Regions from separate parts of the Homo sapiens genome. Here region 2 is linked to region 1. Evidence: read pairs that join two places in POLR2A ChIA-PET (ENCODE). Cell type or tissue: MCF 10A. All regions are shown on one strand. Each heading gives the region's core, and the rest is flanking DNA. Links, peaks and the distances in the headings are about the cores only. Region 1 has its middle 38 kb from the start of THBS2. Region 2 holds the start of LOC102724357 (a long non-coding RNA gene).

Evidence for each region. Peaks named below come from ENCODE experiments on the same cell type or tissue, not always from the same donor. Only the 100,000 strongest peaks of a DNase experiment are listed, where the experiment ranks them.
Region 2: POLR2A ChIA-PET joins it to region 1 with 5 read pairs; 3 of 35 experiments call an interaction of 5 or more read pairs at or near these places.

The regions. Positions count from the first base shown.
Region 1 is chr6:169,283,979-169,299,929 of GRCh38, reverse strand. It overlaps the pseudogene VTA1P1. Among named protein-coding and RNA genes, the nearest start is that of THBS2, 38 kb to the right of the region's middle. RefSeq lists a silencer at 7,040-7,240 and an enhancer at 14,665-15,166. In MCF 10A, for the core only: no CTCF peak of the experiment used is centred there; a DNase peak (open chromatin) is centred at 7,119.
Region 2 is chr6:169,059,374-169,075,324 of GRCh38, reverse strand. LOC102724357 (a long non-coding RNA gene) reads right to left here and starts at 7,539. Exons shown (of 2, transcript NR_134619.1): 1 at 7,343-7,539; 2 at 5,901-6,136. RefSeq lists an enhancer at 4,312-5,511. In MCF 10A, for the core only: no CTCF peak of the experiment used is centred there; no DNase peak of the experiment used is centred there.

The DNA of each region.
Region 1 (15,951 bases), core at 4,366-9,365:
ATTCAAATTAATTTTATCTAAATATGCAAATTCATTGTCATAAGTAGCCTAATATTTATAATCTTTTAAAATTGCTGTTTTTCCTTGCTGTTACTGGTTATTTTGACCTTTCTTTTTCTTTTCTTTTGATCTATGTTGCCAGAGGTCTACCTTTTTGTTATCGTTTAGTTTTCTCTGGAAAAACAGCTTCTGATTTTGTAGCTCCTGTGATAAGAATGTTTTCTTTTGCATTTTGTGTAGTTTATTTTAATCTTTCAATTCTCCTTACTTCTGTTTATGCTTTTTGCAGTTTAATTTTTTAATAAATCTTGAGTTGGGTTTGATTTTTTTCATTAAAAGAATACTTTTAGACTACAAATTTAGACTAATAGACTATGAATTTGCTTTTAAACACAACATTAACTGTATCCCATGAGTTTTGGTATACCATTTTATATTATCACTTAGTTCAAATGCTATTTTGAAATTTTCATTGTGTTTTTCTTATAAGCTGCAGTGTCATAATTTTATGTATCAATGACTCAATCACTGAATGCCTAGATATTTGGTTAAACATTATTTCTGGATGTGCCTAGTAGGGTGTTTCAGGAAGAGATTAGACTTCAAATCTGTAGACTAAATAAAGCACATTTTCTGCCCCAACCTGGGGTGGGCATCTTTCTATCTCTGAGGGCCTGATAGAACAAAAAGACAGAGGAAGGGAAGATTCACTCCTTCTGCTTTGTTGAACTGGGACATCAATTTTCTGCCCTCAGCACTCCTGGTTCTAAGGCCTTTAAACACAGACTCTAATCTATACCGTCAGCTCACTGGCTCTCAGGTTTCACACCGCACCACTGGCTTTCTTGGGTCTCAGCTTGCACAGAGCAGATTGTGGAACATGTCAGCCTTAATAATCACACGGGCAATACCTTGTAATTAATATATACATCATTGATGTGGTTTGACTTTGTGTCCCCACCCAAATCTCATTTTGAATTGTAATCCCATAATCCCTATGTGTTGTGGGAGGAACCCAGTGGGAGTTAATTGAATAATGGGGGTGGTTTCCCCCATGCTGTTCTCATGATAGTGAGTGAGTTCTCACGAGATCTGATGGTTTTATAAGGGGCTTTTCCCTCTTTGCTCAGCACTTCTTCTTCCTGCTGCCATGTGAAGAAGGACATGTTTGCTTCCCCTTCTGCCAGGATTGTAAGTTTCCTGAGGCCTCCCAGGCCTATGGAACTCTGAGTCATTTAAACCTCTTTTCTTTATAAATTACCCAGTCTTGGGTAGTTCTTTATAGCAGAGTGAGAATGAACTTATACAATTATGTTGGTTCTATTTATCTAGAAAACTCTGATTAATACATGAGGGTTGTTTGGAAACTCTGATGCTTAATATGGAAACACTTAGGAGTTCCAAGTTACCTTTTTGTTACTGATTTTGTAATTCATTTCACTTTGGTTAAAAATTATGTTGTGTACCACTTTGATATTTTAAAATGTATTAAGACATCAAATTTTGTCCTGTGTATGATAAAATTTTATAAGTGTCCTTGTGCTTTTGAAAAGTTTATTCTGCAGCTACTGAAAGAAATGCTCTATGTATGTCAGCATAACTTCAATTTCCAACTCCATCCTCACGTGACTGTCTTCCCTCTGTGTGTCTGTGTCCAAATTTCTCCCTTTTGACAAGGACAACAATAATTGGATTAGGTTTTACTATGACTTAATTTTAACTTGACTAAATCTGCAAGACCCTATTTCCAAATGCAGTCACCTTCACAGGTTTTAGGTGGACATGAATTTTGGGGGTGCACTGTTCAACCCAGTATGTTCTTTAAATATTTGTGTATTTTTAAGCTATTTTTGTTATTAATTTCTTGTTTAATTCCACAGTGGTCTCACAGCATACTCTGTATGGTTTCTATTCTTTTACACTTGTTCAGTTGTGAAATAGGAGTGTTGATTCCCAGAGTAGAGTTGGCCATGTTTATCCCATTATTGCCCCCACTCCTTCCATAATCTAGGAACACATAACATCATCTGAGAATAGCCCAGAAGCATGACAAGCAGGACCATGTTGTGGACTCTTACTGTTCTTTATACATGATACAACTGGAATTCAGACTAAGAGTAAAACTCTCAAATGTTATTAAGTTTCATCAAAGCTAATGAATCAGTAGCTTTGGGTGATAATAAAGCTATTATCCATGAAATAGTTGGTTTTGCCCACTTTTTTTTTTTTTTTTGAGTTAGAGTCTCGCTCTGTCACCCAGGCTGGAGTGCAATGGTGCAATCTGCAACCTCTGCCTCCCAGGTTCAAGTGATTCTCCTGTCTCAGCTCCCTGAGTAGCTAGGATTACAGGCATGCACCACCATTCTCAACTAATTTTTGTATTTTTAATAGAGATGGGGTTTCACCATGTTGGCCAGGCTGGTCTTGAACTCCTGACCTCAGGCGATCCACCTGCCTTGGCCTCCCAAAGTGCTGGGATTACAGGTGTGAGCCACCGCACCTGACCAATTTTGCCCATTTGGATAATTGAGTTTTTTTTTTTTTTTTTTTTTAGATGGAGTTTCACCCTGTCACCCAGGCTGGAGTGCAGTGGCGCAATTTTGGCTCACTGCAAGCTCCACCTCCCGGGTTCATGCCATTCTTCTGCCTCAGCCTCCCGAGTAGCTGGGACTACAGGCACCCACCACCACGTCTGGCTAATTTTTTTGTATTTTTTTAGTGGTGATGTGGTTTCACCGTGTTAACAAGGATGGTCTCGATCTCCTGACCTCGTGATCCACCTCCCACAGTGCCAGGATTACAGGCGTGAGCCACTGTGTCCGGCCCAATAATTAAGTTTTGAAAGTGTTTTTGTATGACAACAATAAAGATAGTGCTGGACACTTTCTCAAAAACATGATCAATGTCTTCTATATTGCAAGTCACGATAGTATTTAGCAAACTTGCTAATGAAAATGTGAAACACAGAGAGCCTTCAAGGTGGAAGGCAGCAGACACGACTGTTTAAAGAATGAGGACACCTCTGAGGCAAAACCTGTTGAAATTGAAGAAGAGAATAAAGTTGAAGAAAAGGAAGATGCTGGAGAAACCCCTACCCGCCCCCCGGCCAGCCACTGTGGCCATCATCGTTAATTTATGATCCATGCAACACAACATCAAGCCACTAGACCAGAATACGGATTCCTCCCAGTGAACATACTCCAGCAAATACACCAACAAGAATGCCTCAAGGCACAGGGGTTGCAAGAAACACCATCCAAACTGCCCCCCAAACTGTTCTGGCCATTGACCTCATACTTTTCAGGAGCTTCCCAGGGCAGCAACTGCCTAGCACCAGAGGACTTTGTTAGTACAGAGAAATAGTTCAAATATGCTAAAAGTGGTTTTTGCAAAATGAAAAGGTAAGCACTATGTGGAGAACCTACAGGAGGCCCCTAAGTATGGACTACAGGCAAAGAAGGAAGTCTTTGAACAGACCTGTGCAACTTTGGCCTAAACAACTAACAGTGCATTTAGCCTTTCAGAAGCACAGTTCTAAGAAGACCTTAGTTCCACTGAACATGCTGATGAAATCTGTTTGTGTACTGGATTCCTGTCGAAGCATGCATGGGCAGCCTCAATCAGGTTTACTGTGGATTTAGTAGACCCAGCAATTTCTGTTTATATGGGACTGATGTAAGCATGATTCTAAAAATACTCATTAAACCCTACTTCAAAAAATTAAAGCAAACTGCTATACATGTATATTGTGAAAAAGCTTTGTATCTCAATTTACATGCATTAAGGAAATATTTAAACATCTATAATGTTTGGGTAAACAGGTCATTATTACTTTAATACACAAATTTAAATTTAGTAAAGATTTCCAGATATAGGACTAAACTTTTTCATCGTATTACCTTTCTTTAGTATATTAATTATGCTTCTCTTAAAAATATTAGTTGTTGTCTCGGGGTTTGCAATGTGTATTTCTGACTAATATAAGTCCACCTTCAAATACCACTGTATGACTTAATAGATAGTGTAGTTAACTTACAATAAAATATTCCTAATACCTTCCTTCTGCCCTTTATAACATTCTTGTTCACTTCATTTATCTGTATGCTATCGATACCTGATATATTGCTACTATTATTTTTTAAAAGATATTGTTATATTTTTGATTAGTTAAAACAAAGAAAAATAAAGGATTTTATTTTACCTTCATTTATTCCTTATCTATTGCTTTTCCTTTCTTTAGGTGGATTCAATTTCTGATCTGTATCAATTTTCTTCTTCTTTAAAAACTTCTTACATTTCTTGCACAGATCTGCTGGTGATGGATCCTTTAGATTTTGTTTGTCTAGGAAATTAATTATTTCCCCTTTACTTTTGTAGTATACTTTTTACTATATATTTTTTATGTCAATGGTTTAAATATTTCATTCCACTGTCTTGCTTGCATAGTTTCAAAGCGAATTCTGTTGTAAGTCTTATTCTTGTTCCCATGCAGATCAGCTGTCTCTTGATTCTGATGCCTTTCAAGACATTTTTTTGTCTTTGATTTCCTGTAGCTTAGGTATGATATGCTTATGTATTCACCTTATTATAATTAATTGTTATTATTATAATATTTATCCTTGGTGTCCTCTGAGCTTTCTGGATCTGTGGTTTAATGTCTGTCATTAAATTTGAAAAATCCTTGGTAATTATTATTTCAAATATTTCTTCTCCAGTTTCTCCTTTTCCTTCTAGTAGTCTAATGATATGCGTATAAAATCTTTTAAATTTATTCCCAAGTCCTTTGATATTCTGTTCCAGTTTTCATTTGTTTTCCTATTTTCATTTTAGTTTGGAAGTTTTTGTTGTCGTATATTCAAGCTCACTGCATTTAAAAGTGCATTAAGAAGTGCTCTACATTATTAAAGATCAGAGATATGCCAATTAAAACCATGCAGAAAGACACCACACACCTGTGAGAATGGTTATAACTGGAGAGACTGGCCGAAGTGTTGCTGAGAACGTGTAGTCAGTCACTAGAACTCCCACACACTGCTATCGGAAACGTGAAATGATACCATCAATTTGGAAAACAGTTTGGCAGTTCTGTCAAAAGCTAAACAGCCACTCCCCAGATTGTCTGGTTTTTCTGACCCTTAGTGCTTACCCAGGAGAAATGTAAGGTTTGCCTTAATAAAGATTTGGGTGTAAACATTCATAGCAGCTATATTTGTGAGAGTCAAAAACTGGAAACAGCTAAAAATTTTATCAAAAGGTGAATGGGTAAACAGATTTTGGAATATCCGTAGAATGAAATACTGTTTGGCAATAAAATAATACAGACAACTGAAACCTTCAACAGCATGAATGAATCTCAAAATAGTTGCATGCTGGAGGAAAGAAGGCAGACAGGAAAGAGCGCACATGGTATGATTCCACTCACATAAAACTGCAGAGAATTCAAGCAAGCCACAGTGACAGAAAGTGGACTAGTGACTTCCGAAGGCTTAAGGGAGGCAGGGAGGTGCCAGGGAGAAGGGCCACAGACACAAAGGCAGGAGGAATCTTTCTGGGGATGATGGCTACATTCATTATTTTGGTTGTGTTGATAGTTTCATAGATACACATATGCCAACATTAATCAAATTGTACAATATAAATATATGCTGATTATTTTATTTTCATCATACACCAATAAAGGTTTTAAAGTTAAAACCAAACAAAAGGTCAAATATTGTATAATTCAATTTATAAGAAAATCTAGCAAAGGAAAAATGAATGTATAGTGATCAATGGCAAATCAGTATTTTCTTGGGGCCAAGTCTGTCAGGGAGTTTGGCAGTGGGGCACGTGAGCATGTCTGGGTGATGAAATGCTCTGTATCTTGATGGTGGTGGTGATAATTCTGCATATCATTTGTCAAAACTCATTGACTATACACATAAAATATATGCATTACACAGTAGGTCAATTATACCTCGACATATTCCATTAAAACTATCAAGTCCAGAGCAGGGTGCAGTGGCTTATGCCTGTAATCCCAGCACTTTGGGAGACTGAGGCGGGTGATCACTTGAAGTCAGGAGTTCAAAACCAGCCTGGCCAACATGGTGAAACCCCGTCTCTATGAAAAACACAAAAAAATTAGCCGGGCATGGTGGTGTCACCTGTAATCCCAGCTATTTGGGAGGCTGAGGCAGGAGAATCACTTGAACCCAGGAGGCAGAAGTTGCAGTGAGCCGAGATCATGCCATTGCACTCCAGCCTGAGTGACAAGAGTGAGAGTCCATCTCAAATATATATATACACACACATATATATATATACAAATATACATATATATACACAAAGTCCATTTCTTACACGTGGATTCTTTGAGTTATTTTTAGGAAAGATACAGATTTAAACAGCCACCATGGAGAGTAGCATTGAGAGTTCAAAAGATGAGAAAAGGGAATTAGAGCTTGAGCTGATGCTATTTCTTTGACTTAAGAATCATTCACACATTGGAGTATATCTGGGTGATTATGAAATATATCTGTACTGAGGAAATTTTTGTAGAATGTTTGAAATCGTGGAACTCTTCTGTTTTGTTTTCATGTAAGGAAACTTCACCTTAGAAATGGTGTTGACATCAGTGCAAAAATTATTTAAACTGTAAGAAATTCATGAGAGCAAAGAATATGTTTTGTTCTGGGATTTTGACTTCAATCCACCTAATTCTAATTATTATCCTGCAATAAAGGAATAAAATCATCTGATTTAGTCATATTTATACAATGTTCTTATTGGTAACTCCTTTGAAGGTTTTAATCATTTTTAGTAGTTGTTTGGTAATAAAGCCCCCCTTTTAAAGTTTAAATGTCAAACTTAGATGTCAGATGAGTAACGTAAAATGTTTGAGCACATACAATGGCCGTGTGTAATATCCGGAAGCATCTTATCAGACTTTTCTCAATGGACTTGTATCCTGAGAGGCTAAGGATGGTTTTAATTACTTGTTGAAGAACACAAGTCTATAAAATATTAAACTATGATGAAATGGAAAGAATATTTTGAGGCAGCTACAGACAAAACCCTGCCTGTCAAGAAGATGAAAGCCTGGAGATGAGTCACCTAGCAGAGGGAGATTGGATCATATTTCCTGAGTGAGGAGATCGCTTCCACAAGGCTGATTGCACAACCAGGATGGCCTCTTGCTGCAGGGTGCCGGGGGCTGGGGGTGAGCTCTGGGTCAACACCACTGAGGCAGAGTGGGCCTGTGAGATGTCCTGGTACAAAGGCCTCCGCTCTCCATGCTTCTGCAGGGCCCGCGCTCCCAGACGCAATCTCTGGGGCAAATACCTTGCTCCTGAGGATGGCATCTAAATCTAAAAATGTTGTGTAAATATGAATGAGCTCATGGGGTGCAATCCCTCTGATACACAATGTTTTCACAGCACAGGGTGATCACTGAAGCTGGAGTGTACTGAGAAGCGTGTTACTGATTTTTAGCTTTGCAGGGGATAAACGGTTTAAATGAGGAAGTGAAAGGCTATGAAAAGGAAAGAAGACTTTTCATCACCATCATGCAATGAATTCCTGCTTTAAATGCCTTGTCCCCACTCCAAGCACAGCAATGAGACCGACCACATGGGATAAAATGAGTGTCATAGGATAAAATGACACAAAGGTAAGCAGTCAGAGCGGGCTTTGCACTTCCACAATAAAACCTAAACACGGGGGAGGCGCCCCTGCCAGTGACAGGGGTGTCAGAGGCCCTGGGAGCCATGGCTTCTGCTGTCCCGGCCTCACACAAGGTCAGTGGTAAATCCAGAAGACAAAGTGTGGGCTCAGAAGACGAGAGGATGAGGGCGAGTCAGTACTGAAGGGACAGTGGTCATGTTCTCATGTTGATTAAACATTTTCAGCACTTTTTAAATCATATTCTTAGATGCCCTCAGCTAAACCTTTGCCCCCCACAGTCTGAATAAACTATTCCGCATGATTCTCACTGGGCCCGCCTTCAGGGAGTGCCCTAGCACAGGGCAGGGTTAATAATTCCTGGGACACAATTCCTGCCAGGGTCAGAAGTCACCAGCCCTGGTTTTATGAAAATGCAAGGTGGCCACAGTCTGAGAGGAATGTGGGCCCATAGCTGAGCCATGACGCTGAAGGACCAGTGCAGAGCCTGGCCAGGAGTGACATGCATGTTAGCAAAGAACCAGAAGTTCTTCCCAAAGTGGGAGCAAGAGGGTATCGTGATGTGATCATCTTCGTAATAGAAGGGCAGCATGCGGGGTTGGAAAGAGGGGTGGACGTTTGTTAGATAATGAGGAGGTAAGTTTAGAAAATTAAACGTAAACAAGACATTGAAGATGAACGGGTAAGCAGGGCAGCAATTAGGAAATGAATAGACTGATGGCCCAGTCCCTATATCAGACAAGGAAGGAAGCAGCTTGATGTATCATAGCAGGTGCCGAGGTTTGGAGAACGTAGGGTATTGTGAAGTGCAGAGAAGGGGCACTCAGTGGCTTGAATGTCTGTATTCCCATGAAATCCAGGTGTTGGAAGCCCCTCTTTCCAGGGGGATGGCATTAGGAGGTGGGACGTTCAGGAGGTGATGACGTCATGATGATGGAACCCAATGAACGGGATCAGTGCATTTATAAGAGTCCCAGAGAGCTCCTCTGCCCTTTCTGCCATGCGAGGATGCACACAGAGGTTACCATCTATGAACAAGGAAGCCGCCCAGACGCCGAGTCTACTGGCACCTTGATCTTGAAATTCCCAGCCAGCTTCCAGAACTGTGAGGAACACATTTTTGTTGTTTAGGAGCCACCCAATCTATGGTATTTTGTGATAGCAGCCAGAGGGATGAAGACAGGCACTTGTACCCATCTTTCGGAACAGGGAGGCGCTTCCTAGAGGAATTTGCAGTAAGCTGAGTCTTGAAGGCCAAGACAGTGGAAACCAGATGAGTGGGCCTGGGAGTGGGGAAGAGGCTCAAGGGGGAGGGAGCCGCACAGCACAGAAGAAAGACCAGAGAGGTTGCAGCTCAGCAAGTCAATTCATGCGCCGAGGACACAGGCACTCAAGTTGGTGGTGGCAGGTTGTAAAGATTCTTAAGCGTTCTTCTAAGAAAGCTCTTGTTCATCTGTTGGCCAATGAACAGCCACTCGAGGTTTAAAGAACCAAATAGACCAGATCTATGCTCAATGAAACCTGTTTTTGAATGATATGTATATTCTGGTAGTTGTGTGGTAGGGAAGAGAAACAGATGATTTACATAAATTCACTGAAACGAACTTGAAAGCAACCCAGATCATGGAGGGCTGGGATGAAAATCCCACACGAGCTGTGTGGCCTTCGGCAAGTTCCTCCAGTTCCCATCCTTCCCGCTCTTCCCTGCGACATGCCGATAGACAATAATGCTATGAAACAACTCCCGGCCCTCACAAGACTTTTTTTAAATTTAACTTTTGTTTTTTTAAGTTGAGGGGCACACGTGCAGGTTTGTTCTATCGGTACACTTGTGCCATGGGGGTTTGTTGTGCAGGTTATTTTGTCATCCAAGTGTTAAGCCGAGTACCCATTAGTCTCCTGGGCATCAGAGAAGGCTGGGGGTTGTTTTCAAGGAGTTATTTTCTATCAGGATGATGTGGCAGAACCCAGTAATGGTGCAAGCTCTGCTTGGTTTAGGGAAGGAAATAACTCATACAGAAATCTGTGGCTTGGAAAACGCAAGCCCAAGGGCCTGACCAGAAGGAATGAGGAGAGCTGGTTGGTGGAGGCGGTTTGGACAGGAGGTGGGCTAGCCAGGAATATGATACTTTGTACAGCAGAGCCTGGGATGCCGGAGGGAATTCAACCACGGGCTACTTATGCCGTCCAAGATTTCTCTTCCTTTGGAAGATAAACATGTTGGAACTGTGTTAAAGAGTCTTTTAAATCAAATATGTAATGAATAACAGCTCTGTTCTCGCTTTATCTCTGCAGAGCCTTGAGTCATGGGTATATCAGAACACCTGTGGATCAGAATGAAATGGCATGTGCTGTTGTAACTGGTTTTATGCATTCTGGATTCGTGTCCCTTCGCACCTGCTTACCCCCAGCGTTTACTCCACGTGTAATCACTTGCTCAATGACTCAGCCCTAAACAGCGGAAGAGAACGGCTTTGTCCATCTCAGTCCAGGGTGTGCTCAGCCCCTAGAACCGCGGGAGGCACATGCTTGGGCTGTGCTCTATGTGTAAGGTGGAGAAATCGCAGGCAAACCAATGCCTAGAGTCCCGGATCACGTACATGCTGATGACGCCAGGGACACTTTCAATAACATTGGGTTTCAGGGATAATCTGGAATTAGAATTTTTGTTGTACGTCATAAGATTAATTATTTATTGTGTCAAATTTTCCATCAGATTCCCCTCCTGGGGCTGAGGACTCTAGACACTCAGCAGGAAATAACTTTTCCTTTTTTCTGGAAAGATGGAACTGCAAATGGTTATAACATGACCTCACTCTCCTTTCCTCAGAACGTAGACCACACAGAGCAATGAGAAAATAAGACACTGTAGATGAGTCTCGTCCTCAAAGTCTGTTCAATTGGAGAGTGCGCTGACTTGCTTTCTGTGTTCTTTTATGAAGGAAGAGAGATTTACCTCTTTGCCTCGCATGAGGTTAAACATTGCAGCTGAGGGCCACCTTTGCATCTGCCCCAAATGCAATAGCGCAGTGTGGTTGGGTGACGCCCCACGAGAGGAAAATGATAGAAAATGTTCTGTCTTTGAAGCACTCCAGCCATTTGTTCCCACTGAGCTTGGCTCTGGCTTGTGGATAGATTCCACGGTACTCACATCCCTGTACTCAAACTGGTGACAAGCTCCGGGTCCCCAATTGCTTGGAAGCAGAGGCTCACCCAGCAGTGACCAGGAACAGGAGGGCCGAGGGGGTCAAGGGGCAGCTGCTGTCCCCGTCCTGGATGGAGATGAAAGGGAGAGCAAGACCTCCAGGCCACTGCCTCCAGGGGGCCTGGGACTCGTGTCCGCTCCACTTTGAAGAGTCAGAAGAAGGCCTAGGCAGGCAGGGGCGCTGTGTGGAATTCTGGCTGCTTCAAAGGCATCGTGAAATATTAATCTTTATCCCTTGACTTTCTGGAAAAGACGTGGCAAGTGGGTAGGACCGGCCCTGTGCCGAGGAGAGCAGTGACTCAGGGGAGGTTTCTCTTGGCACATCCTGTTCCTCACTCATCAGAGGCTTCTCCACACAGCCTCCTACTCCAGAGGGACGCAAGCTCTCCCTGCACAGGAGGGAGGGTGGCTGAGGACAGGGTCAGGGCCAGGGGTCTTTCCTGTCCCCACCTCGTCTCTCCAGTTCTGCCCGGCCTTCGTCCCCAGACTCCAGCTTCCTCTCTGCAGCAAAAGCCCCTGGAGCTCTAGCATTCCCGGCTTCTTCTTCCTCAGTCCCCAAATAATTCTAGTGGACTTAGTAGGCTGAATAACAGTCCCCAAGATACCTAGGTCCTAATCCCTGGAACCTGTGTCTGTTACTCTACGTGGCAAAAGAGACTTTTGTGATTAAGGATCTTGAGATGGGGAATTCTCCTGGGTTACACACATGGGGGCTAACACACGTGGGGGCTAAAAGCAGCCACGCGTGTCTTTATGAGAGGCAGGTGGAAGGATATTGACAGCACAGGGTGGGGAGCGGTCCCCACTGAGACTCAATGCTACCCTGCTGGACTGGGGGTGGAGAAAGGGGCTATGAGCCAAGGAGCCTGAGAAGTGGGAAGGGGTGAGGAAGCAGATGCCTCCATGGAGCCCCTGGAGGGAGGACTTGCTTCCATGGAGTCTCTGGAGGGAGCATTTGTCCCCAGAGGGCCTCCGAAGCCCCTACGGAGCCTCAGGAGGGAGCACTTGCCCGCATGGAGACTCTGGAGGTAGCCCTTCCTTCCATGGAGTCTCTGGAGGGAGCGTTTGTCCCCAGGGAGCCTCTGAAGGAATCACTTACCCCCACGGAGACTCTGGAGGGAGCACTTGTCCCCATGGAGCCTCTGGAGGGAGCACTTCCCCCTTGGAGCCTCTGGAGGGAGCACTTGCCCCCCATGGAGCCTCTGGAGGGAGCACTTGCCCCCACGGAGACTCTGGAGGGAGCACTTGCCCCCACGGAGACTCTGGAGGGAACACTTGCCCCCACGGAGACTCTGGAGGGAACACTTGCCCCCAGGAGACTCTGGAGGGAGCATTTGGAGTTGAGAAACAGATCTTAGACTTTTGACTTCCAGAACTATAAGATATAAGTGTGTTAAGGCCAACACATTTGGGTCATTTGTCACAGCAGCCATGGAAAATTAACACCATGGACAAATGTCTACCAGGAATGCAGTTTACAGTTCTCAGCCTCCTTTGCAGGGACTTAGGGCTTTGTATATGTTGTGTCTTTTTCCCAAAATGCTTGGGACCAGAAATGTCTCAGGTTTGGGATTTGTTTGGAATTTGGAATATTTACATTATACTACCAGTTGAGCATCCCAAATCAGAAAGTCCAAAATCTGAAATACTCCAATGAGCATTGCCTTTGAGAGTCATGTTGGTGCTCAGGTTTTAGATTTTGGAGCATTTTGAATGTGAAATTTTCTGATTAGGGATACTCACCCTGTACTAGATCTGATCAAAGAGATATACGTGGAAATACAATATCAACTTCTGGGATGCATTCTTAAAGAAAGCGGTCTGCCCTCTCCCCTCTGCTGTCCCTCCTGCAGGGTGGAATGCCGGCATGTTCTTGGAGCACGAGGCAGACTTGGGAACTGAGTCAACACATGGCGTATCACTGAGACAGAGCAGCCCCAGAACACACACCGGGGAGTACAGGAGCCTAGGCCACGTACCCAACATTGCAGGCAGAGAAAAAAGAAAGTGTATTCCATGTAAGCAAATGTTATTTGGACCTTTCTCTCTGTCTGACCTAATCATGGCTCACAGAAAGTAATCATACTCCTAATAATACATCAACTTATCTGATTTATCCACACAATCACGTAGATTAATGTATGCTTCTATTTCCTGGTCGCTTTAGCATAATATTGATCATAAATTGATAAATAGGAATAAAACAATATAATTAGATTAATTTACAATACGGTATAGTTGACTAATAACATTTTCACGATTTACATACTAAGAATAAATACATTTTTAATCAAATGTCTCCCCTAGGTGGTGCATTCCAGGCCTTAGAATAAAATTAAAAGGGAAATCAATGAAGACACATCCACTGTTCACACTCTCATCTTCAATGTTTGACCAGTGGCTGAACTGTTTGGAGTTGCAGATTGATATTTCTCTTTTATAGTTTTAGGTGCTTGTAATTGCTCTTTAATGCTCATGTTTACTCTTATTCTGTGTGTCTTTAACTCATAAAGACAGTTTTCCATGAGAAATGTGTCTGGGCCTCCTCATCTTCTCTGTGCCTCATTTTATGGGAACATCCTGAAGGGACTGCCCTCACCTGTCAGATGAAACCTTCCAATGTGATCTTCAGAGCTGCTTTTTCTCTTAATGGAACTCCAGGCGAACATCTTAAAATATAATAGCAGTGAGGTTCATAAAGTGTAAGCATCATTGACTCCTGTGTTCCCTCTGTTTATGAAACAATAGCTTTCAATAGCTTTTGTAAGTTGGTTTCCAAATATATTTTCTCTGAGGCTGATAGAGGCAACTTTATTTATTTATTTTTGGTTTTGTTGCATTTGCTTTTGAGATCTTAGTCATAAATCCTTTGGCAGACCAATGTTTAAAAGAGTTTTTTTCTAAGTTTCGTTATACAATTTTTATGGCTTCAGATCTTAGATTTAAGTCTTTAATTCATCTGGAGTTAATTTTTGTATATGGCCTGAGATAGGGATCCAGTTTTAGTTTTCGAAATGGGGCTACCCAGTTTTCCAAGCACCATTTATTGAATAGGGTGTCCTTTTTCCAATTTATGTTTTTCTATTCTTTATCAAAGATCAGTTGGTTGTATTTGGCTTTATTTCTGGGCTCTTTATTCTGTTCCATGGGCTATGTATTTACTTTTATAACAATACCATGCTGCTTTAGTTATTATAGCCTTGTAGTATAATTTGAAGTTGGGTAATGTGTTGCTTCTAGATTTCTTCCAATTATCTAGTGGATACTTTGTACACTATTTGGGTGATGGGTACACTACAAGCCCAGACTTCACCACCACGCAATTAATCCATGGAACCAGAAACCACTTGTACTCCTAAAGCTATTGAAATTTAAAAAAAATTCTCATACTCTTTGGTCCAGTATCCTATGACAAAACTGTCATAAGTGTGAAATGACACAAAAATAGGGATAATCATCACAGTATGGTGTATGCCACCAAAAGCCTGGAAACATCCAAAGGCCCATCAGTGGGGTCACTGGTTGAACAGAAGTTTGCAATCACTGCAAATAATGCACGATGCTTTCTGTACAGATATGGGGGGGTCTCCAGGATACACAGCTGTGACAGACACTGCCCTTGTCCTGCTCAGACCCTGAGCTCCTCAGACTCCTCCCCCATGTCTGGTGCACTGCTGGTCAGCTCACTCTGCTTCTGCCCTCACAGCCAGCACCTGCTGCTCTAGAAGAGGCTCCTGTTGGGACTCTGGAGCTGGCAGTGCAGGAGAGCACTGGCAGGGGCCCTGAGCTGGCACTGATCAATCAGTGTGAGCTGTGAAAACCCTGCCCCTTGCCTCAAGTGAGGGACACGCTCAGAGGTGCCACTCGTGTCCAGGATTCCTCTGCAGAATCAGAGCCAGGCACGGTCAGCTCAGGGGCTGCAGCGTGTGTGTGGTCACAGTCAGCACCACAAAAGCCCTTTTCAGTTTCAGGCCCTGCCTTCACTGCCTCAGTGATTCTTCAGCAGGGGAAATTTCTGTTTTGCATCGAGCTTTGCAAATTATATAGCCTATCTTGCCGCTGTAGGACTTCACCTGGAATTACAGCCTTGCATGGCGTTCCTGCTTTCCTGTCCTGTCTCTCCCATTCCTCTCTGTATTTTGGAGGGAGCACAATTTTTCTTTTTTTTTTGAGACAGAGTCTTGCTGTGTCACCCAGGCTGGAGGGCTCCAGCTCACTGCAGCCTTGACCTCCCAGGTTCAAGCGATTCTTCCACCTCAGCCTCCCAAGTAGCTAGGAACACAGGTGCACACCACCATGCCCTGCTAATTTTGTGTGTGTGTGTGTGTGTGTGTGTGTGTGTGTGTGTGTGTGTGTGTGTAGACAGGGTCTCGCTATGTTCCCAGGCTGGTCTTGAACTCCTGGGCTCATGCAATCCTCCTTCCTCGGCCTCACCAAGTGCTGGGATTACAGGTGCGACCCACCAGGCCTGGTCCAAGTGCCATCATAATACATCAATTATGCATTAGCACTTATTGAGTTTAGGTCAGGGAAACCTAACCTGACATGATTGTTAAGTGAAAAGGTCCATTGCAAAAAATTGTCTACAGTGTGCTACTATTTATGGGAATGTGTGTGTGCATGCATTTGTGTGCTTAGGTGTGTATGTGTATATGTATTTGTGTGTCCATGTGTTTGTTTGCATGTGTGCTTGTGTTAAGTGTGTTTGTGCATTTATGTGTGTGTGTATGTGCATGTTTATATGTGCATCCACATGTATGTTTGTGTGTTTTTATTTGGCTATGTGTGTGCCTGTGTAGGTGTGTGATTGTATGTGTGTGTCTGTGTTTGTGTATGTGTGTGTATGTGTGTTTTTGTGTGGTTATGTGTGTTTGTGTATGTATGTATATATGAGTATGTTTGTGTATGTGCATTTATGTGTGTGTGTGTTGTATGTGTGTGCATTTGTGTGTTCATGTGTTTGTGTTTGTGTATGTGCTTGTGTTGTGTATGTGTGCGTGTGTGTGCTTGTGTATGTTTGTGTTTGTATATGTATGTGTGTGTTTGTGTGTTTGTATGTGTGTATGTTTGTGTGTGTGTGTGTG
Region 2 (15,951 bases), core at 6,290-11,289, 230 kb after region 1:
AATGCAACTCCTCCCGCGTTAGCTGCCACAGCCAAGAAGGGAGCCTGCAACTTCTCTTCTCCTTGCCTGAGCTGTTGGCCACATGCTGAAAACGAAAACTAAGCAGTGTGTCCATGGCTCCTCCAAAACAACGCTCATTCCCGCTGTGCAAGAATGCCTCAGCCCTCACTGAGTTTCCATTTTTTTTCTGGCTGTCAAAGTAGACAAAGTTTATGTCATACATCTTAGCAGCTAAATGTATGTTCTTAGATTGTTTCTTTGTGCACAAATACTGTCTTATCAAACTGTATGGTCCTTACACACAAGTAAACACATGGGAAGCACATGAGAAGCTTTAGTGACTATTTCATTAACACTTCTGAATAGCGTTAGCCGGAAACAGTAAATCCAGAGCCTTCCTCACATCCTCACATGCCTTCAGATATCCTCTGACCTTCGGAAGTGACCTTAGGTATGATTTTCCTTTCCTCATTTCCAAGTCTTTGATCCAAGTGGGGTTGAAGTATCATCCCGACTCATTTCTGAAGACTTGTAGCATAGGGCAGCCCCTGGCTTATTCTCAAGCTGCCCAATATCTTTAGTTTGTTTATTTTTTCCAAATATGCCAAGACAAACTTTCCCTCAAGCAGAAATGATAAATCCACATGGCTTATTTACAGCAGTTCCAGGGGACTAGAGGGATATGATAAAAAGAAGCCAGGGGGTCCCTGTGAGGCCAACATTCTGTAAGACGCTCCGGTCAGGGCCATTCATTTCTAATCACAGTTAGTCCTCAGAGTGGGAATCATGATATCCATTTTAGGAAAGGAATTCAATTGTATGTATTAAGAATTTGGGGCAAAAGCTTGGTAGGAAAGCAATAAACATTTATTTGATGAAGATGTATATGTCCATGAGTGACAGACAGGAATTGCAACTAACGTGTATCAGATTCCAAAGCATTTTTTTTTTTCAGCAAACTATACTTAATGGTATGTTATGTGATCTGCCAATATCATCACATAGACTTTTAAAAATCTTGGCCGGGCACAGTGGCTCACACCTGTAATCCCAGCACCTTGGGAGGCAGAGGCGGGGGGGATCACCTAAGGTCAGGAGTTCGATACCAGCCTGACCAATAAGGTGAAACCTTGTCTCTACTGAAAATATGAAAATTAGCTGGGGGTGGTGGTGTGCACCTGTAGTCCCAGCTACTCGAGAGGTTGAGACAGGAGAATTGCTTGAACCCGGGAGGTGGAGGTTGCAGTGAGCCGAGATCGTGCCACTGCACTCCATCCAGCCTGGGTGACAGAGTGAGACTCCATCTCAAAGAAACAAAACAAAACAAAACAAACTATTTTGGCCTTTAAAAATATACTTTATTTTTCTCTCTTATCAAAATGCTTACTTTCAAGAAATGGATCCCAGTTTACACTAGTAATTGTCCATGTCTTTGGAATACCTGCCTGTGCTCCTGGGAGGTTGAGCTATTTCCCCATTTTACACATATGGGAACTGAGGCTTCAAGGAGTGAAATAATTTTGCTAAGATGGAACTGTAATGAAAGCACCGAGGTTTGCAGCCGTAGGGGTCTCATTACACAGAGAAGGCCGTTCTCCTGCAATGCACTGTGTGTCATGGCTAAACTCTTTCACAGCCCCGAGTGGCTCTCTGGCATGAAGCTGGTCACATAGTTTTCTGAATTTGCAATGCAGTAATTATCTAGGGTCAAGATGAAGAATTCTGTAGGAGAGGCAGCTGGGATATCTTGGTGAATTCCCAAATACTTCTATAGCCACAGGGTATTTATGAAGACCCATGGTGATGGTCAGCATTCCTAGCAGGGGTTGGGAGCATTCCACTTGACCCCAGCCCTGCTGCTCCGTCCGTTCAACTGGGCTGCTCTGGGGCTGGTGCAGCCTCTCAGGATGTGGAGTCAGGAAACCCAGGAATCCCATTCCTTGCTCCAGGCCACCCAGAACATCAGGGTGGGGCTGGTGTAGGAGCTGCAGCCTCCTGTTGTTGGTCTTATCCAGATTCCAGGCTTCTCTAGCAGACATTCTAATGTAAAGTCATATTTTGGAAAGTGATTTCATCATCTGATTCCCAAGTTTTTCTCCAGAAAATTCTGCTTTTTCATCACTTCTCAAAGGCACACTTTTAAATAAAAACCATAAAGTGTTGGTTCATATTGTTTATTCTTGTGTACAAATCTGCTGTGTCAATAAGAATAAGGTACTTTTGAAATGTAGACACACTGTGGTCCTGATGCGTTTGGTTCAATTCGGGTGAGTGCGGCTCTCGGGATGCCCCCAGTTACAGCGCCAAGTGGGTCCTTAGCTCTGGCCTCTCCCTAGCTGTGATTCCCTGGTCAAAATTCGCTCCCTAATTCTCAGGAACAACTTCAAACTCCTGCCATTCTCTTCAAACCTTGGATTTCAGGTGAAGTCCCAGCCTCAGCCGGATCTGTCAAAGGGCACTGAAGTAGAAACTGCGTCTCGGGATATGTCCTGCCTTGAGGCGAGTGCAAGGGGCTTTTGCCCGGTCACTCCCAGGCCACAGACTCATCTGGGGCTTTGGATTCCTAAGCACTCCTCCCTCCCGATGGGACACCCTGTTCCACAGCCTCTGGATACTCTCATGAGGTCTGTGGTGTGGACCCCAAGCAGCAAACCCACAGACGCACGCTGTGCATGGAATCTAAGAGGATCTGGGCAGGACCCTGGGTGGTCCGGGGCTCCGGGGAGCAGAGGCCACACTGACATTAACTGGGTGAGGATTTTACAAGGAGGAATGCCTGTGCAAGGGAAACAATGTGGGAGAGTGGCCAGGCTGGGACTCGAGTTCTACCCCAGAGGAGGACAGAGAGAAAGGAGGCTGGGAGGATGCATCTTGGACCTCTTTGTAGACTGAGAGACTGCCACTGCTGCTGCAGAGCCCCAAGGCCAAAGCCAGCGGTCAGAGAAGCCCAGCGCCTCCCCAAGGACGGGCTCCGCTAAGCCTTCCTATCCACGTGAATGTTGCTGAGGAACAGCTCCCAGGCAGTGCAGCCTTCACACTAAGGCAGCAGTGGATTGCAGATGGTTGCAGCTGGCGTCCTGTGAAGACATATTCATTGCCGCGACATCAGACATCATAAACGTGCATATGAGCACCAAGGAAGCACACGGTGTTGTATTCATCCATTTTCACACTGCTGTAAGGAACTGCCTGAAACTGGGTCATTTATAGAGGAAAGAGGTTTAATTGACTCACAGTTCAGCATGGCTGGGGAGGCCTCAGGAAACTTACAATCATGGAGGAAGGTGAAGGAGAAGCAAATACCTTCGTCACAAGGCAGCAGGAGAGAGAGAGAACCAAGAACCAAGTGAGGAGCGCCACCTTTAAACCATCAGCTCTCATGAGACTTCCTCACTATCACAACAGCCTGGGGGAAACCGCACCCACGATCCAATCACCTCCTACCAGGTCCCACCCTCGATACATGGGGATCACAATTTGAGATGAGATTTGGGTGGGGACACAGAGCCAAGCCATATCAAGTATGTTCACAGAAGTCTTATTCATTATGACCTCAAACTGAGAACACATCAAATGTCTATCAGCAGTAGCATGTATCAATAAGTAACGGTGTCTCTTTTTACAATGAGTTACTTTACAGGAATGGCATCTTCTCTACTGCATAGGACATGGATGAATGCCACAAACATCATGCAGACTAGAAGGGGTCAGACGCAAAAGACCATGTGTCACGTGACACCACGTGTGCTCAGCTTTGAAACAGACAGAGCCGCTTTGCAGCGTTGGCCCTCAGATTAGGGGTCACCTTCTGGAAGGAAGGGAGGGAGGGTGAGGAGGGCAACAGAAGTCCTTCTGAGGTGTCAATAGTACTCTATTTGCGATTATTGTCAACATAGTTTTAATCTGTAAGCAACTTGCTTAAATGTTGACAGTTATTTTGTGTGCATGTGTGTATGTTAACTATAAACCCAGCTCCCTGGTTTATAACATTTGATATGAATGGTTCCTTAATGCAGAATCAAAAACACAGGTAGGTGCACAGTCCTTGTGCATGAAAATAATTGCTACAACCATGTATTAATACGTGGGGCACAAAAAATCATGGAACCTATCTTTTTTTTTGGTTAACAGTATAAAGAATGTTATCACTCACAGTGCTATTGACTCAGTCCAGGCACTGAACTGGACACCAGGCGCTCTGAGAACAAATTGCTTGGATATTCCTAGGCTTGTTTATTTTGACATCAGTTAAAAGTAATATTGTGAAGAAGGATGGAAATAGATGTTGAAATGCTATCTGGCAGGGCAATGATTCCAATGCTTAGCACGAGGTCTGTGGTCGGTCCAGCTTGAATTCCTTTTCTCAAGATAGGTCACCTCGGATTCTCTAAGAAATGTGCACAATGCTTAAATAAAATGCCATTTTTGTCAAACTGTGTAGACACACAAAACTCAAACAGAAAATTGGCACCACAGTCCCACTTTCTGTCGTAAAACCATCTTCTCCCTCAGGCTGATTCATTCGGTCATAACCCAGCAGCCCATGAGTCTCTAAGCACCTACTGTTGGTGGAGCCTGAAGCTGTATCATGCGCCTCGAGGGGCTGACTCACAGCCCAGGGCTCAGCCGTTCACAGCGACCTCAGCGTGACTCACGCTCAGGACCCAGGTCCTGTCCAAAGTTATTAAAGCTGCACTCAGGCCCTCTGTGCCTCTGACTATCGCGTTCCTTCACAATTATTAGCAGAGAACCCCTCCTGGTGAGAGCAGGCTGAAATATCTGAAATTCATTTTCTTTTAAGGGACTCCAGTTTGGCACATAAATTTCCCCTCTTTGCTCTCCCCAGAAAACACACTGTGAATCTGGCATTTCTTTTTCATCATGCTAAGAACACATGGGAACGTCATAGTTTTAATTTACTGTATTGCATGTATTTAAGGTGTGTGACACGCTGTTTGGATCCAGTGATCTGGTCATGCACACTCATAGGGAAGCAAGGACTACAGTCAAGCCAATTAATGCGGACATCATTTCACACAGTTGCTGTGTGTGTGCGGGCATGGTAAGTGTATCAGTCAGGGTTCTCTAGAGGTACAGAGCTAATGCAATAGATGTATATGTAAAAGAGGAGTTTATTAAGTATTAACTCACCCAATCACAGGGTCCCACAATAGGCGGTCTGCAGGCTGAGGAGCAAGGAGAGCCAGGCCAAGTTCCAAAAATGAAGAATTTGGATTCTGATGTTCAAGGGCAAGAAGCATCCAGCACAGGAGAAAGATGTAGGCTGGGAGGCTAGGCCAGCCTCTCGTTTCAAGTTTTTCTGCCTGCTTTATATTCACTGGCAGCTGATTAGATGGTGCCCACTCAGATTAAGGGTGGGTCTGCCTTTCCCAGACAACTGACTCAAATGTGGATCTCCCTTGGCAACACCCTCACAGACAAACCCAGGATCAATACTTTGTATCCTTCAATCCAATCAAGTTGACACTCAGTATTAACCATCACAGTAAGGTAACCTAAAATTTACTCTCTTGGCAAATTACCAGTGTAAGGAGCAGGAATGAACACCTGGGAAATGGGAGGTTGTAGGTCAAACAGTACAGTTTCAGCTTTGTAGGATAAGTCTAGAGATCTAATGTAGAGCAGAGAAAACACATATGTGTTAAGGGTTTCAAGGAGAACGCTAGGAGCTCCCAGAAAGCCAGAGGTTTGTCTCTTTGGCCACCCACTCATGCAAGACGCATCCCCTGCTCTTGTTGTCAAGGTGACGCTGACGCAGATGGACATTGGAGTAATGAGGTCAGAAGCATAGCCTCAAACTAAAGAATGCAATCAACCAGCCAAAAGGCAAGAATTACCTTAAAATAACATAACAATCACAATAAGAAGCATGGCCGTTCTAAGGATATTCCTCGGAGCAAGCATGTTTAATGGAGCTTCATTCTAAACATTGCCCGAAATGAGAACACGAGTTCTCACCAATAGTGAACAGTAAGTCATGTGTGTGTAATTCTTGCCTATAATGCCAGCAGTCAAATCTGAAGCTTCCTGAATACTTCCTTTGGTTTCCTTGCTCCAGGTTCCTCCGGGTTAGTGGAAGCCAAAATGGGTGGCCTCATCCTGGAGATGTATTCACCTACACAAGCGAACACAAATAGTATTTCACTTCCTATCAGTTTCTGCACGGTCCTCTGAGAACTACCAGACAATGGGCAGTAGCTCAGTGGATACACAATCCACTCAGGACTTCCAGATCACTTAAAAACTGGGGCCCGGTAACAAGGAAGTCTGAATTAGCCCTATTTTCCAGTGTTAACACACCACCCTCACGCAAATGCTAGGTGCACATCAAAAAGATACCCTTGATTTTTAAAAATGACTTATCCGTGTAAGTGATAAAAATGAGAAGTCAATGGACTATGGTGTAACTATTTTTAAACCCTTTGCCTGTCTCATGTGCAAAAGCCAATTCAGATAAAAAAGTATGGAATTTAGTCAAAAATAATGTCTGGCGGCCATGGATGGCAGAAGCCGTTTTAGAGGCTGGGACCCTGGACGCCTGAACATGGAGGCTTTGACGTCTCCCCGTACCACCAGCCTCTGCCAAGAGTTGTCTTTGGAGGACAACCTCACTCAAGATAATCTTTCCTTTCTCTTCTGAATCTGGTTTTGTACTTTTTTGGTTTTCCCTCTCAGCTTCCCTCAAAGAACATGGTGATTTTTCTAGATTTATCTAGGGAAGAAAAACAGCAGATTTAAATAGCCATTGTAGCAGCAATGCCATTTTGGCTGCGTTTATGACAAGCAAGTGATCCGTGGTGCTGTTTACTTGGTCTGACATTTTGGTTCTTTGGTGAAAGTGTCTTATAAAATGGGGGTTGGAACTGCCTGAGTCAGTGGACAAAGGAAATCAGATTTATAGGGAGGTGAAAATGAGCCTTCTGAAGTTAGCCTCGTGAGTAGGTTTTGCGTAGATACCTACAGATTATGCTGAAACAATACAAACTTTTTTTTTTTTTACTTACCAAGGTAGAAGACAGGTCTTAAGTATTTTGCAAAATCAATTCAGAATATCATTGTAGGATAAAAATATAAGTAATTATGTTAATTTTGTGTAGGAAATGAGCTTTTAATGAAAGAACAGAAATCTCATATGTGAACCAAATTGAGCAAAGGAATCTGTTTCTGTATTTCTATATTCTAATGTATGTTTTTATATTTCTATATTCTAATGTATGTTTTAACATACTCCATTGAAAGATTTCAGAGCAATAGCAACTCGGTACCAACGAAGACCTCTAGCAGTCATAAAAAAAAAAGAGAGAGAGAGAATATGACTTACTCTCTAGTGCTTTAGAATTTACAAGGCACTTTTTTACAACCACATATATTTTATACTTTGATTCTTTTAGAAGCTCTGTATCGGAGGTGGAAGTTAGTGTAACTTTATAAATTAACAACAAACTGTGGTTAAAAAGAAAAGTCACATTATGATGCTAGAACACCGAGAGCAATGTTTAGGCCAAGTTTGCAGGGCTCCATGTCTGCTTCTCTTTATCCCGCCCATTGTGATTGGCTCCTCTTTATCCCTCTCATTGTGATTGGCTCCTCTTGATCCCACCCATTGTGATTGGCTCCTCTTGATCCCTCCCATTGTGATTGGCTCCTCTTGATCCCTCCCATTGTGATTGGCTCCTCTTGATCCCTCCCATTGTGATTGGCTCCTCTTGATCCCTCCCATTGTGATTGGCTCCTCTTGATCCCTCCCATTGTGATTGCATAGATTGTATCATATGCAAAATATTTGTTGGCAACAGATGCCACATTAACATCACTTGGAAAAATACTTTTGCTAACACGCTCATAGATTCCTTTGTTCGTTCATTTATGAAGCAGATGGCAATTAAGCGCACAGGCTTCATGCTGTGTCCCACTTTGTCCTGACACCGGAACAGTGCAGAGATTCGATCCGTAACCACTCCTGTGTGTGTGTGTGTGGGGGGGGGGGGGGGGGTGCATATATTTGATGGCATTCCATGGTTAAATTTTATACTAGAAATTCATTCTACATTTTAAAATGAAATGTTACTGCCTTAAACTCCATATTAGGAGACAAGGACTTGCAAGGGAGCCACGCACACAGCACATACCCAAATAAAAGTTATTGAATAAATATCAACCAGTTTCTTCGTCTTAGACTGGCCATGTCCTAATAACATTGCACTTGCTGATAATCAGCACTGACCAGGCCCCACGTCTGCTCTCTTCCTGTGCCAGTTATGCCTTTTACGCCATGTGATCAGGGAAGATACAAAAATGTGAAAGGTCATCTTAAAGCGTTTTCTAGGTGCCTAGTATTAAACCAAAACTTTGAGATGATGGAAATACTGATAAAATAAGCACTGCTTTAAATACGAATTTTTTTCTTCCATTACACATCTTAGATCCAGATAATGCAAACATAAAATTTTCTTACTACATCGGCATCAGAAGATGTGACTATCTAGGAGACTTCCTGACTAATAAATGCTCATTTTACTGAAAATACCAGAATGGAGAGATACTTCAACTGTTATTTCAGCATTTGAGAAGCTATAACACTAACCAAAACAAGTCAAAAGGAAATTTGCTTTTGCAATTCACCCTGCATTGTGTTGGGTTGTATGCGAGAGAATTATGAATTTCACATGAAGTTTTGAAAACAGAAATTGACATGGAATCACTGTGAGTAAAAGTTTAATGAAAAATATCTGGAAGAGATTATGGAGTAAAATATATTAGTTGTAAAATTGATAGACCCTAAAAAAATTATAGACATCCTGGAAAAAGTGTGAGTTGAAGCCTTTTTGCTTTCTTAAGAACTTATTTTTGGTAAATGTATTTTGCACAAATGAGTCTTTAGCTAAGAAAACATTACCCAGTTTAAATAATGGAACCACAATTTAGAAAGGTGTGAGCGGGGAAAGTGGCCACTTTGGAAAGGATGACTTGGAAAAGTCAAGTGGAAACGAATTTTGGAGGGGGGTAACGAGTGGGCTAAAGTTGATTTATATTAAAAAAAATACTGCATAAAGGGTAACCACAGGCATATAAGTATTATTTTTAAGGTTCTGAGTTCAGCCAAGAATAAAGATGCATAAAAAAGAAATAAAAATTCTGTCCCAAAGTATCTTGAGTTCTCTTTTCCAAAAACATGATCAAATATTCTTTGAAGTCAACATGCAGAATCAATAATATTATTAAATAAGGTGAGTCATTTCATATTCTTCGTCTTAAACAATAAGGCAATTTTAGAGTTTAAATGTTAGGGTGGGTAATCAAGACGTTGCCATAGAAATTATATTTGTTAAAATGAGTTGCACCCCTTTTTAAACAGTAAAGGAATACATGTTTGGAACATTTTTCTACCAGACGTTGAACAATGAAACCCAAGTTAAGTTCACGCTAAACCTTGGGCTCTCTTTTTCTTTCTTTTCTCTTTCTTTCTTTCTTTCTTTCTTTTCTTTCTTTCTCTCTCTCTCTCTCTCTCTCTCTTTCTCTCTTTCTCTCTTTCTCTCTTTCTCTCTTTCTCTCTTTCTCTCTTTCTTTCTTTCTTTCTTCACTAACTGTCTTCACTCCACTCCAATTCTTTGGTGAGACCCCGAGGTTCTGTGCATGTTGGCCCCACATCGACTTTTCTATGGTTAACGTTACTCAACAGCTCTTCAAATTGGTAAATACGTGATTCCAGGCTACTGAATATTTCTTCAAGAATTAAGGTAACCAAAGATTTTATAGTAATATCATATGTAAGCGTTTGAAATGGAAAAATTGCTAAACCTTAATGACATACAATGTATCTAATCACAGTGTCTGGAAAGTAAACAGTTTTTTACTGTTTATCACCTTATATAAAATTCAGGGGAATAATCATCAAAACAGAGAATTTAGCTTAGAAAAATGGACATTATTGAATTCATATCCTGTTTGTCAGCATCCTCTGGGAAACAGATGTCAAGCTGGAGTTAGAAACCGCGGAGACGGATTTGAACGTAATACCTGAAAAATGAAGGGAAGAAAGGGTGGGAGCAGGCGGGGGAGGAACAGAACGGGAGCAGGTCTGATGCTCGTGAGAAGGCCTGGAGTAGAGGGGACTGGGTGGAAACGGCCTCGGGCGGCTGCTCTGAGGACGAGTTCTAGGGAGCGCCAGGCTGGAGGCCTGTGGGTCCACAGGCGACACCCGCAAATCAGAGGCACAGCCCAGCTGGGAAACGCGCAATGCGCTGCCTTCTTCACATTCTACCAAAACGTTCCCGTCATCAAGGCGTGTGTCGCCAGCGCCCCAAATCAAATTCAGAGACGTTATTCACTCTGTGTCTGTGAGCTTTCCATTTCTGTTGTAAATTATGGCCCTAACTTCAAAGAGGAGCTAGCAAAAATGATAGATAAAATGTTGAACCGCTATAATGGAGATGAACAGGGGCTCTGGGGCTCACAAGTGAGGTCTGAGGCTCAGACCAGCTGTGTTATCGGGAAGCTTTTTCCAACCGTTTTGTATAAATTAACAAACCCCAAGATTACCACATTTTGTCCATTGACTGCTCCAGAACTTGAATTCCACTGAAGGTGGAATTATTTTACAGTTGGTTCTTCAATAAATTTAACGAAACATAAACTATAAGAAAAATGAGTCTTTTTTTCCCCTTTGAACATCTGCAGTTTAAACCAGGATCCAGCCTATTAAGCACAAATCAAACCCATTTGGATTACTTTAATCCTGATAAATGCCTGAGCTCCAAGACATTCTTACCGCTGATTTAAATCCGTCCACCTTTCCAGACACTAAAAACTCTAAAACTCACATCTCCGTGCAATACAGTAGCTTGTGCTTCAACTTCCAGGAAGCAAAACAATACAATCTGGTGAGGATATTCTTTAGCCAGGTTGCTCTACATTTAGGGAAATCCCATGGGCTGGGAGACTGACTTCATTCACTTTCTTTCAAACGAGTCTTTAAGAACACCGCTATCAATCTTTGGTGTCCAGCCGTGACGATTATTTTTAAAAGTACACATGTGTTTCAACAGGAAATAGTTTCAAAATTTGGTTGTATTTTAGAGGAAAATAAAACATTGTAAACTTTATCCCCAACTTTATACCTTGAATACAGAATCAACAGGCAAATCATTTATTTAAAGAAAATTAAATTAGATTTTTTCCATCATTTATCATTTTCTTTTCTTCTTGAAGTGGAAACTTGCCCAGCAAGCAAAGCCTTGAGTTGTTAAAAGGCAAAATGGAGACTCACATAGTGTCCCAGGCCCCAAGGTACAGGCTTTATGAATATACTCCCTTTTGTATATCAATTTTTAAAAAGTAATAATTTTTTTCCAGGGTAGAAAGAGTAGATTCAAAGAACTGCAGAAGAATAAACTTGAAATGAGACTTGGAGGTGCTGTAGTTTAGTCCTTTTATTACACAAATATACAAACTGAAGCCTAGAGTGCTCCATTAATTTGACCAAAAGTTAATAGACAGGTGGTAGCTATGGAAAACAACGTCAAAAAATTATAATAAAGTTTTGGCTTATCTGTTTTTGATATTATAATATGTTTTAAAGAGAATAATTTTACAGGTATGGTGTAGTGGCATAAACAGGCAGATGCATCATTCCAGAAATGAACACAAGCATTTACTAGAAACTGATTTTATTAAGGTTAACAATAAAAAGAGCAGAAGCTGACATCAGAAAGATGGCAGAGTAGAAGACCCTATCATTTGCACCTCCAAACAGAAAACAACAATTAGCTATTCACAAGCTAACATAACCCTGGGAACGTTCAGAAGTCAAGAAGTTGCAGCACCACAGTGGAACGAGAGAGAGAGAGAGAGAGAGAGACAGAGAGACAGAGACAGAGAGAGAGGAGAGAGAGAATAACTTCACAGAAAGGGTAGGGGGACCAGTGTAATTTTGCCTGCATCACCCCATCCCCAGGCTGGCACAGCTCAGTACCGGGAGGAAGTTCCTTGGCCTGTGAGTTTCCTCATGAGGCAAAAAGGCAGCAGCGTGAGTGACCAGCTTCCTGAGGCACTGCCTGAAGCACCTGCTTCTGTTTCAACCCACCTAGATAACTGGGGAAATCCTCATCATTGACACATCTGAATATAGCTAGGAATAAAGAAGAAAAGTGCCTGTTAGTATCAGCAATGCAGTGGGTACCAGGGCAGTGCCTCATGGCCCGCTCTGCAGGGGACCCAGTAGCCTTTGCCACTAGAATTGCAACAGCCCTCGCAAGCACCATGGACCTCCCATCATGTTCACTGCCGAAGACCCCATAGTGTTCACTGCTGTGGACCCCAGTGGACTGCTCCATAGGAACTCCAGCAAATTTCTCCCTGGGAAAGCCAACAGCCATTGCAGCTGACAAAGACTCCCCACAGATCTCACCACCAAGGGCCCTCACATTTTTGCCTTTACAGACCCCAGATGCCTAAGCCACCACTCCCCTTCCCCTACTGCTGGAGCTGCCCTAGCCAGTGTGACGGTTGGTGCTGCCCTAGCCAGTGTGACGGTTGGAGCTGCCCTAGCCAGTGTGACGGTTGGAGCTGCCCTAGCCAGTGTGACGGTTGGAGCTGCCCTAGCCAGTGTGACGGTTGGTGCTGCCCTAGCCAGTGTGACGGTTGGAGCTGCCCTAGCCAGTGTGACGGTTGGTGCTGCCCTAGCCAGTGTGACGGTTGGTGCTGTGGCTTCAAACCCAGGACAGCCACTGTCCATGCCCACAAATGTCCCTCCCACCAGCAGCCCCTGCACCACTATCACATGCATGCTCACGCTCATACAGCTCCCACCGCCAGCCCTTGGGCTTGCTTTCCTGGAGGCAATCACAACTAGACAACTAGACCTAGACGTGATGCTGAAGCCCCCACAGCCACCGTGGATTTCCCCAACAGCTTTTGGCACTGAGGGCCACGCAATGGCCAGTGTCATAGATCCCAGCTGCCTGAGTCGCTGAGCTGCCACCTGACCCTCTGGAGCTAGAGCCACTGCGTGACGCAGAGCCACCCGGTGCCCTGCACACCACCAGACCCAGTGCCATAACGTGCTTCTGCACGCCCTTCTCAGTAGACATGCCCACGCCTCTCCCCTCAGGTGAAAGCCTTTCCTTACTGAAGTAGCCCATAAGGTCTAGAAGAGGTGACTGCTTATTCACATGTGCAGACACCAGTGCAAGAATATAAACAACACAAAAAATACAGATGCATAACACTGGCAAAGGGACACGATACACTTCCAGAAGTTATTTTAAAAAATGGAGATCTACAATTTATAAAAAATTAAAGTAATTGTTACAAAGAAGCTTAGAAAAATGCAAGAGAACACAGATAAATGATTTAACAAAAATTAGAAAAACAATACAAGAACAAAGTCAGAAGTTAACAAACAAATAGAAAACATAAAAAAGGACCAAACACAAAAAGTGGCACTGAAGCATAAAATGACTGAACAAAAAATTCAATAGGATCTTCAACAGCAGATATTAACTAAATCAAGCAGAATAAAAGAACAGCTAACTCAAAGACAGGCTATTTGAAATCACTCAGATGGGAAAGGAAGTAAAAACTGTTTAAAAAACTCAGAAAGCCTAAGGACTTACAGGACATCATCAGTAAACTAATGCACACATTTTGAGAGTCTTAGGAGGAGAAGAGAAAGAGAAAGGAGCATAAAACTTATTTAAAAAATAATAGCCGGGCGTGGTGGTTCACGCCTGTAATCCCAGCACTTTGGGAGGCCGAGGCGGGAGGATCACGAGGTCAGGAGATCGAGACCATCCTGGCTAACATGGTGAAACCCCATCTCTACTAAAAATGCAAAAAAAATTAGCCGGGCGTGGTGGCGGCCGGCGCCTGTAGTCCCAACTACTCAGGAGGCTGAGGCAGGAGAATGGCATGAACCCGGAAGGCGGAGCTTGCAGTGAGCCAGTAAGCTGAGATCGCGCCACTGCACTCCAGCCTGGGTGACAGAGCTAGACACCGTCTCAAAAAATAAAATAAAATAAAATAAAATAAAATAATAATAATAATAATAATAATAATAATATTACATACTGCAAATCCAGTGAGGAAATAGACATCCAGGCTCAAGAAGCCTACAGGACCCCAGAGGGTAGAATATAAAGTGGACTACACTAAAACACATTATAGCTAAACTGCCAGAGGTCAAAGTCAGAAAGAATTTTAAAAGCAGAAAAAAAAAAAGTGACCTGCTTGTCACATACTAGGGAACCTCAGTAAGTTTATTAATGAGTTCCTCAACAGAAACTTTACAGGCCCAGAGAGAGTGAGGTGATGTATTCCAAGTACTGAAAGAAAAAAAAAGGACAACTAAGAATACATATGCTGCAAAGATACTCTTTAAAAATGAAGGAGATAAAAAGTCTTTCCCAGACAAAGAAAGAATGAAAAAGAGGTTTTTTGTTTGTTTGTTTTTATTTGTTTCCCATTACACTTGCCTTACAGGAAATGCTTAAGGGAGTCCTTAAATGGAGCTGAGAATGCGCTAGCCTGCAGCATGCGAGCATATGAAACTATAAAGCTCACTACAGAGGTAAATACATAGTAAAGTACAGAATAATATAACACTGCAGTGGTGTGTGCGACACGCACATAATCCTAAAGTAAAAATTAAAATACAAAATTATTAAGAATAATAACCACCAAAATTTGATAATACATTTACAATGTAAAAATAAGTAAACTCTGACATCAAGAAAGCAAATTGGGGGAGTGGGTATAAAAGTATAAAGTTTATGTGTATAATTGAACTTAAGTTGTTACCAAATTAAATTAGAGGATAATAAATACAAGATTTAAACAGGCCTCATGATTACCAAAAAGAAAATATATAGTAGAGGCTGGGCACAGTGGCTTATGCCTGTAATCCCAGCATATTGGGAGGCTGAGGTGGGTGGATCACTTGAGGTCAGGAGTTCAAGACCAGCCTGGCCAACATAGTGAAACTTCATATCTACAAAAATACAAAAATTAGCCAGGCATGATGGCAAGTGCCTGTAATCCCAGCTACTCAGGAGACTGAGGCGGGAGAATTGCTTGAACCCGGGAGGCAGAGTTTGCAGTGAGATGAGATTGTGCCACTGTACTCCAGCCTGGGCAACAGAGCAAGACTCCATCTCAAACAAAAAAACAAAAAAACACAAAAAAAGAAAGATAAAATATATAGCAGATACACAAAAAATAAAGAGAAAAAGTCAAATCAAACTACTACAAGAATAATAAAACAACAAAATAAAACAGCAAGAGAAAGAGATCAAAAGAATTTTAAAACACACACACAAAAACCAAATGGCACTAGTAAGTCCTTACCTATTAGCGCTCACTTTAAATGTAAGTGGATTAGAGCCCCAATCAAAAGACAGAGAGTGACTAAATAGACTGTTGACTAAATCAAGAGATATGAGCTCTATAAGAGACTCACTTTAAATGTAAAGTGAACTTCCCTTACATAGGACTAAAATAATTTTTTAAAAAAATTCCGATTTACATTAGCAACAAAAATAATAAAATACTTAAAAATGAATTTAACTAAAGAGGTAAAACACTTCTAAAAATTACAAAACTTTGTTGAAAAAATTTTTAAATATACTAATAAATGTAAATACATTCTATGTTTATGAATTGGGATGAATGATTTTGTTAAAATATCAACATAATAAGCAGATTCAATGCAATCTGTATTAAAATTCCATTGTCATTTTTTAAAGAAATAGCAAAACAATTCTAAAATTTGTATAGAAATACTAAGTACCCCAAATAATCAAAGCAATCTTGATTAAGAAGCATAAAGCTGAACTGATCACATTTCCTGACTTTGAATTACAATAAAAAGCAATAGTAGAGAAGAAATCATGACAATATTTCAGATAAATTATGAGAGCTGGACCAAGATGGTAG